Linked DNA regions of Homo sapiens: region 1 is linked to region 2. The links are chromatin contacts, found by Hi-C or POLR2A ChIA-PET in ENCODE. All regions are on one chromosome and are shown on one strand. The core of a region is the stretch at or near the end of the contact, and the rest is flanking DNA. Distances in the headings are between cores, read along the strand shown.

Region 1 (3,975 bases), core at 1,164-3,663, 480 kb before region 2:
TGGGCCTCCCAAAGTGCTGGGATTACAGGCATGAGCAACTGCGCCCAGCTCTTGTGTACCTTATGTGAGGAAGTCCTGCTCAATCAGGATCGGTCACGCAGGCCCTGATCTTGCTACTCTGGTTCCATGTCCTATGGAAGACCAAAGTTTACCAAGATAGATTTTTCCCTTCATAGTGGCAGATAGTGTTAACCCCTGCACCATCTGTAACTCAGAAATCCCCACCATTTCTTCCCCTGGGCTTCAGAATAGAATTGCCTGGTTTCTCTGATGATCAGCATGGTTCCTTAAAACCCAAATCAGCAAGGAATGAACAATTTTGTTTGGCATGGATGAAATTAGCACTGTTTGGCTCGTTAGGCCCCAGGCAGGCAGGCACCTTAATTTTTTCCTTGCATATTCTAGTCTTCAGAAGCATTGCCTTTTGTCCTACTGGTAGTGACATAGACCAATAACAGGGCATCTGGGGATTTTAATCCTGAAAACAGTGAGTCTGATACTGCTTGTGTTTTTCATCAGTGTCCACCCCAAGTGGGTCTTCCTGCTATTCTCTTCACTTAGTTGCCCCTCACTTGCCATCTGAGCAATTGGCAAGGATGTGCCAGGCCTAGGTTAAACTTGGAAACATGCTTGACCATTCTATTCCCTGGTCCTTTAAGATCAGTTTGGCTGCAATTTTGGCTCCTTGGACCCTCAAGCATAGCTGGTAAATCAAGTTAGAGATGTAACTGCCTTAAAACATGCCAGCTTAGGCTGGGCACGGTGGCTCACACCTGTAATCTCAACACTTCAGGAGGCTGAGGCAGGCAGATCACTTGAGGTCAGGAGTTCGAGACCAGCCTGACCAACATGGAGAAATTCTGTCCCTACTGAAAATACAAAATTAGCCGGATGTGGTGGTGCATGCCTGTAATCCCAGCTACTTGGGAGGCTGAGGCAAGAGAATTGCTTGAACCCAGGGAGGCAGAGGTTGCAGTGAGCCGAGATCACACCATTGCACTCCACCTTGGGCAACAAAAGCAAAACTCTGTCTCAAAAAAAAAAAAAAAAAAAGTGCCAGCGTATGAGGTAATTAGATTGGTTCTCTCCAGAGGTAACCTGCCAAGAAGAGATGCTATAGATGTTACTCCTATACTGTAAAACATTGTGAAATCAGATTACTTTAAAATGATGTATTACAAAGTTATGCAAAAAAGCAGTTGTGACTATGGAAGCCCAAGGCTTATATCCCAGCTCTGTCTTACACTAAATATGGGTACAGTGTTTCCACTCTGTCCATAAAATGGGAGCTAATATTCTCCAACCTGTGTGCCTGACATGATGGTTAAAGGGATTAAACAAAACAATAGTTTGTAATTTATTCTGTCAGAGCAAACTGCTGGTAAATAAAAGGGACTAAGTTGACGAAAAATAAATTTTAAAAAACCTAATAAAACAAGTTTGTAATTTATAATTGTATACAAATAAAAGATGTTACAAAAATTGCGCACTTATATGTATGTACCATGACATAACTAATTCGTTGAACAAGTTGTGAGACAATCCTTTCTGAGAAAAGGTAGACCTGTTACATCGTCTGTGGGTTAGGGTCATGTCAGCACGTACCAGGTACATTCTAGCTTTTGTAGAGAAAGTAAAATCTAGTGTTGAGTATGTAGGCACTGAGCCAGGTGGCCTGCTTAACATAAAAGGACTGATTTCAGGGTGGCTGTGGGAGCCTTTCTAATGCTCTAATTCTCTAGCCCCTTGCCTGATCCAGCTGATTCCAAGAGCCAAGATTTTAGTCTTTCTTGGTTGGCTTTTTTAAATGCTTTGGGCTTTCCTTTAATGTATCTTCAAAATCATTCTGGGGCCAAGTTACATCATAAAACATTTTATTACATATAAGGACTGAAACAGGATTTTTCTTAACTGTAACATGGTCCACAAATGTAAATGCAAAACCCCCATGGTGGTTGCAGGAGCAAGTCTAGTTGAGACAGGTCAGGACGAAAGCATAAAAGATGAGTAACTGAATGGCATCCCGGGTCCTGTAGCCACGCCCTCCAGATCGCCGCCGCAAAGGACCTGGAACCTCAGGGGCCCACTGTATGCCATGAAGAAGGCGCAGTCGCTGCCTCAACCAAGCCAGGCTCCGCCGGGGCCGTTCCTATCCTGAGGGTCGGAGGGGGAAGGGACTCAGCCAAAGCCGCGGCCTCCCAGGGCTTGGGCCTCCGCGGCAGCCGGGACGCTGTGGGTTCGCCGTGGATCGCCGCGATGTGGCGTTTCTCCAGGCCCGGGAGTTCCTGGCCCTGCTGGACCAGCTGCAGGAGCTGCGCCAGGGTAACCGAAGCTGAGGCAGAGGCCGGGGCCGAGCATTGGGGACTGCGGGGACGCTCCATGTCGGGTCGCGAATCCTGACCGGCGTGTAATGCAGAGAAGCGAGCACTTCCGGGCCGAATGGGTGCAACCACCATGGGGGAGGTGGGGAAAGGAAAGGGAGGCTGTAGACCGTACCAAGCCGGCCCAGAACTGGGGGAGCACTTGACAACTCTGACCAGCTCCCTGCAGAAACGCTTTAGAAGCGTCCACGATTTAGCCAAACCCAGAGTGCCCAACGGACGCGCCAAAGAAGAAAAACGGACGGACGTGCCAAAACTTGAAGGCTAGCACAGGACAGAACAAGCCTGCGGACGCGCCGCTGCGGGCAAAAAGACCCATACATACATAAGCACCGCGCACATGCCCATTTTCATGCACACCCCCGGGCGCGCGTACAAGGATTCAGATACAACGCATGGCGGGGGATAATCCCCATACTAGGCTCCGCAGCACGGGACAAAGCATAACTGTAGAGTTGTTCCCAGAGGCCTCAGGAGTGACACCGCCACCAAGCCACGCTACTCTCTTAGTTGTTATTATTGTTTTGTGTTGTTTTAGACGGAGTCTCACTCTGTTGCCCAGGCCGGAGTGCAGCGATGCGATCTCAGCGCACTGCAACCTCCGCCTCCTGGTTCAAGCGATCCACAGGGTCCCTAGTGCCTCAGCCTCCCTAGTAGCTGGTGTATGCCACCAAGCCCAGCTAATTTTTGTATTTTTAGTAGAAACAGGGTTTCACCATGTTGGCTAGGCTAGTCTCGAACTCCTGACCTTAAGTGATGCACCCGCCTCAGCTTTCCAAAGTGCGGGGATTACAGGTGTGAGCCACCGCACCCAGCCAGAGCCTCACCACTTTCTTCACACTTCCTGCCATCCTTCAATTCTTGGTGGTCCCAGAGAAGATCGAAGGTGAAAGCAGGTCAGATGTGCTACAGCTGCTCTGACTGCTCGGAAAGTCAGGTTTTTAAATTATCAAAAGTGGCCGGGCACGGTGGCTCACACTTGTAATCCCAGCACTTTGGGAGGTGGAGGCAGGTGGATCTCAAGGTCAGGAGTTTGAGACCAGCCTGACCAACATGGGGCAACCCCCGTCTCTACTAAAAATACAAAAATTAGCTGGGTGTGGTGGCATGCACCTGTAATCCCAGCTACTCAGGAGGCTGAGGCAGGAGAATCGCTTGAACCTGGGAGGCAGAAGTTGCAGTGAGCTGAGATTGCAGCACTGCACTCTACCCTCGGTGACACAGCAAAACTCTGTCTCAAAAAAAAAAAAAAAAAGTATCAAAAGCTAGACTGATCTGGTGAACATCACCTTAATCAAAGAATCAAAGCTTAATGGCCAGGCGTGGTGGCTCACACCTGTAATCCCAGCACTTTGGGAGGCTGAGGTGGGCAGGTCACCTGAGATCAGGAGTTTGAGACCAGCCTGGCCAACATGGCGAAACCCCATCTCTACTAAAAATACAAAAAAATTAGCCAGGCATAGTGGTGCGCACCTGTAATCCCACCTACTTGGGAGGCTGAGGCAGAAGAATTGCTTGAACCTAGGAGGCAGGGAGGTTGCAGTGAGATGAGATCACACCACTGCACTCCAGCCTGGGCAACAGAGTGAGACTC
Region 2 (4,384 bases), core at 1,552-4,051:
TCTTAGTCCTTTTTTTTTTGTTTTGTTTGAGACTTGCTCTGTCGTCCCCAGCCTGGAGTGCAGTGGCACGATCTCGGCTCACTGCAAGCTCCGCCTCCCAGGTTCATGCCATTCTCCTGCCTCAGCCTCCCAAGTAGCTGGGACTACAGGTGCCCGCCACCAAGCCCGACTAATTATTGTATTTTTAGTAGAGACGGTGTTTCACCGTGTTAGCCAACATGGTCTCGATCTCCTGACCTCGTGATCCGCCTGCCTCGGCCTCCCAAAGTGCTGGGATTACAGGCGTGAGCCACCGCGCCCGGCCCTATTTTAGTACTTCTTAGTCCTTCTTAGTACTTAATTACATTTAACATACCATCGCATTTCTAACTTCAACTTATTATCCAACTCTCCCTGCTAGAATATTAACTCTATAAGGATAGGAGTTTTTTTCTGGTTTGTACTTTGTTGTATCCCCAGGGTAGTCCAGAACAGTCCTAATGCAAAGTAGATGCTCAATAAATACATGTCAAATGTATAAAATGAGGGCTTAAAAATCAATTTGATTTCTGTGTAACCTCCAGAACAAACTGGAGGGTAGCAAGGGCGGAGTGTAAAGGAGCCAAATGCAACAATCCATGCAAGAGGTAATAGGGCTTAGACCAGAGTGATGGCAGGAGGATGGCAGTTTTGGGGATGTATTCTAGAGGTAAAGCTAACGGGTTAGACAGATGAGGTAATCTGACAAATTAGATGTGGGAAGAAGGGAGATAATGGCTGTTTCTGATGTAAGCAACGGATGATGCTATTTACTCAGACAGAAAAGACTGGAGCAAATACATTGCGCACTGGAGAAGAAAAGGAGGTTGTGTAAACAAGCATTCTGTTCTTCCTTCCTCTGTAGTGACTGCCACCCACACTGGCACTGCTCAACTGGAAATCTTAACATAGTGACAAATCAATTTAACCATGACCAAAGTACTCACAGTACTTACATACATGTTAGAGAGCCACTCAAAAAAGCAGAACTTTGTTACTAAGTTTAAAAAAAGAGGCCGGGCATGATGGCAGGCGCCTATAATCCCAGCTACTTGGGAGGCTGAGGCGGGAGGATTGATTGAACCCCGGAGGCGGAGGTTACAGTGAGCTGAGATCATGCCATTGCACTCCAGCCTGGGGAACAGAGTGAGACTCTTTCTCAAATAATAATAATAATAAAAAGATTGATGAACTAAAAATAAAACAAATTCCCAAAAACCAGACTCTACCTAGAGGATCTCTTGGGGTGGTGGTTATGGTTAAAGGTCAACATTATTTCTAAAACTAAACTTAAACTCATGCTCCGTTCCTCTAGCAGTGAAACATAGAGGTTCAAATCATGGATTTGGGGAACCAGGCGGATCTGAGTTGAAGCACAGCTCCACCACTTAGCCGTGTCACCTCAGTCGAGTTACTTGAACCTCTCTGGGTTGGTTCCTCGGCTGTACAACAAGGAATAGTATTAACTGCCTCACTTCAAAGACTTGTGAGGGTTAAAATAATGTGCAAAGTGAAAGGCTAGGCATAATTCCTGACATAGAACTCGATAAGAGGTAGTGGCTATGGCAGTGACTGTGGTCCTGCACACTTCATTCCGAAGCAGCAGCTCCAATTCATTTAAGCTAACAGTTTACACTCTAGACGTAAAGCCTGGTAGGGTTCAAGCGTCCCTAACTCGCCACAAAAACGGACATTTCGGCTTTTTCCCCTAAGATCCAGGAAGGCAGCTCAGGTGTAAGGGGATGAAAAGTACGGAACCCCGAGGACACATCAACTCTACAAAAAGTACCAAGACACACGGTTTGGACGAAATGCCCCTCGCCTTGGCAAACTTTCCACACCTCACCCGGCATGAGAGAAACAGCCTATTCCTAAGGAACGGAGCGCGCACTCCCGACGAGACGCCCGTGCGCTCCCGAGTCCGTTATTGTGTCAACGCTCCCGGGTCTGACAGAAGCCTCCAGGCTCGGCATCCCCGAGGGAGTTGGCCGGAGGCTTCGCGCTTAGGACCCTGGTCTGGAGGCCCCGGGCGTTTCTGGAAACGGGAATTCCGGGGGAGGGGACTGGGGGATGGAGGGAGTCCTGGACGAGGGGTGGGATTACCCGGCTGCCGCTGTCGCCTGGATGGTCTCCGCGGCCGTCCCGGGCATAGTCGGCGCGGGACTCCCCCCGGCTGCTGCCTCTGAAGCCGGCCGGGCCCGGCGGGAAGAGTCGTCGGCCCCGCGGTGGCGACGGGGAGCCGCGACGGGCCCGAGGCGGGGACGGGGAGACGCGACGACCCCGTGGCGGGGACGGCGAGGCCCGGCGGCCGCGGTGCCCTGAGGGCGAGCGGGGTCGGCGAGCCGGGGTCCGCGACGAGGAGCCGGAGGGCGGAGGCGGCGGTGAGCTGCGGCGAGCCGGGCCTGAGGAGGAGCCAGAGCTGCGGCCGCTGCGCGGGCCGCCCCCGCCGTCGTCTTTAGGCCGGTGGGAAGAGACGGAGGAGCGAGCGCTGCTGCGGTACATGGTTCTTGCAGCGGCGGCCACGGCGACAGCTCTGACCCGGGGGCGCCCTAGACGCAGGCTCGGAGCGCGCCGCCGCAGCTGCAGCCGCCGCCACCTCGGCCGCTGCGCGCCGCCTCAGCCGCGGGAGCAGCCCCCTCCCCTCGGCCCCGCGTCGCCCCGGGGGCCCGGCCGAGCGCGCCCCCGCGGCTGGCGGTTGGAGGGCGCGAGCACGCGTCCGACACACCCCCCCCCGCCTCCGGGGTTCCCCGCTCCTCCACTCAGGGAGCGGCCGCAGGAACCAAGAAAAGTGGGGAGGAGCACAGACGCCGGCGCGAGGCTGGGCGAGGGGAGGGGAAGCGAAGCGCGCGCCCTGAGCTCTGCACGCCCCGCCTCCGAATCCTCAAGATGGCGGCCGCAGAGCCGCCCACTTCCCCCTCCCGCGGCCGCCACGTGACCCCTGTGGCCTCCGCGCGGGGTGGGCGGAGCGGAAGGAAGGGCTTCTCTGGAGAGGGATCTGGTTTTCCGGGGATGCTCCAGGCCTCTGGACTTAGGGGTTTGGAGACCGTGCGGAGGTGTCTTCGCTCTTTCGTGCCGCCCCTCAAGCCTCTTAATTTAGGGATGGACACGAAATGGTTGAAAACCATTCGTGATAATATAAACGGGCCTGTAAACGTTAGCTGTGTGGGAGGTTACGGACCCCGGCAGGAGCGCCCACCGAAATCCTGTCCCCAGCTGAAGCAACACGACCCGCATCAGTTTACTTTCCAGTTTGCCTAATTTCTAGAGGTTGAAATTGAGGATAGGAAAGTACGAGGTGGAGGTGGTGGGCCAGAATCAAACCCAAAATAGACGTTGTCAGGCCTCTGAGCCCAAGCTAAGCCATCATATCCCCTATGACCTGCACGTATACATCCAGATGGCCTGAGGCAACTGAAGAGCCACAAAAGAAGTGAAAATAGCCTTAACTGATGACATTCCACCATTGTGATTTGTTCCTGCCCCACCCTAACTGACAGGATATATTCTCCCCCTTGCCCTTAAGTAGGTGCTTTGTAATATTCTCCCCCGCCCTTAAGAATGTACTTTGTACACCTATCCCAAACCTATAAGAACTAATGATAATTCCACCACCCTCTGCTGACTCCTTTTTCGGACTCAACCCGCCTGCACCCAGGTAAGATAAACAGCCTTGTTGCTCACACGAAGCCTGTTTGGTGGACTCTCTTCACACGTTTTCGAGCTGTTTTCTGACTAAAGTACTTGTGGTCATGGTGGAGGTCCTTCATTACCAGGGGCCCACATCATGACCAACTGGAGGCGTGGCAAGTTTTTGTAAGAGATCCAGGCATGCCCCCTCCCCTGGCCTAAGTCCAGAATTTTCCTAGATGCCAATCTCAGGGCCCTGCATCCTAAATACAAAAGTGGGCCAGGCGCAAAGGGTCACGCCTATAATCCCACCATTTTGGGAGGCCGGGGCAGGAGGATTGCTTGAGCCTGAGAGTTCGAGACCAGCCTGGGCAACGTAGAAGGACCTCCATTTCTAAAAAAAAAAAAAAAAAATTTGCCGAGTGTGGTGGCACGTTCCTGTACCCCAGCTACTCGGGAGGTTGAGGCTGCGGTGAGCTGTGATCATGCCACTGCACTCCAGCCTGGGTGACAGAGTGAGACCCTCTCTCAAAAAATACATCCATATATATATATATCCATTTCCATACGTTCTTATAATGGCATATACTCAGTAAAAATGTATAAAATTTTTACTAGTTGACTACTTTTACCCAGCTTCACATTTTATATAATTTATATAAAATAAGAAACCAATAACATTTTAATGAAAAAAATAATAAAAATATGCCAGAGGTGTATGCCCTGTCTTTATTAGAGT

The links. Hi-C counts contacts between places; a loop is a spot of excess contacts on that map. ChIA-PET counts read pairs that join two places held with the same protein, here RNA polymerase II (POLR2A). Pooled maps may share reads with other maps.
Region 1: a loop to region 2 is called in a pooled map, with 5 times the contacts of the local background. The contact joins the promoter of PEX39 here to the promoter of ZNF318 in region 2. A Hi-C loop is called at or near these places in 8 of 50 pooled maps. POLR2A ChIA-PET finds 5 or more read pairs at or near these places in 6 of 52 experiments (BJ, CD4-positive, alpha-beta T cell, HCT116 and 3 more).

What each region holds. Positions count from the first base shown.
Region 1 is chr6:42,888,408-42,892,382 of GRCh38, forward strand. It overlaps PEX39 (peroxisomal biogenesis factor 39), which reads right to left and starts at 2,414. Exons shown (of 1, transcript NM_001008739.2): 1 at 1,858-2,414. The coding sequence starts at 2,381. The coding sequence ends at 2,076. RPL7L1 (ribosomal protein L7 like 1) reads left to right here. Exons shown (of 6, transcript NM_001366481.3): 6 at 1-1,493. RefSeq lists enhancers at 1,906-2,755, 2,816-2,865.
Region 2 is chr6:43,366,846-43,371,229 of GRCh38, forward strand. ZNF318 (zinc finger protein 318) reads right to left here and starts at 2,802. Exons shown (of 10, transcript NM_014345.3): 1 at 2,122-2,802. The coding sequence starts at 2,520. LOC124901227 (atherin-like) reads left to right here and starts at 2,519. Exons shown (of 2, transcript XM_047419609.1): 1 at 2,519-2,542; 2 at 2,578-4,384. The coding sequence starts at 2,519. The coding sequence ends at 3,276. RefSeq lists silencers at 2,206-2,275, 2,286-2,475, 2,566-2,765, 2,956-3,055.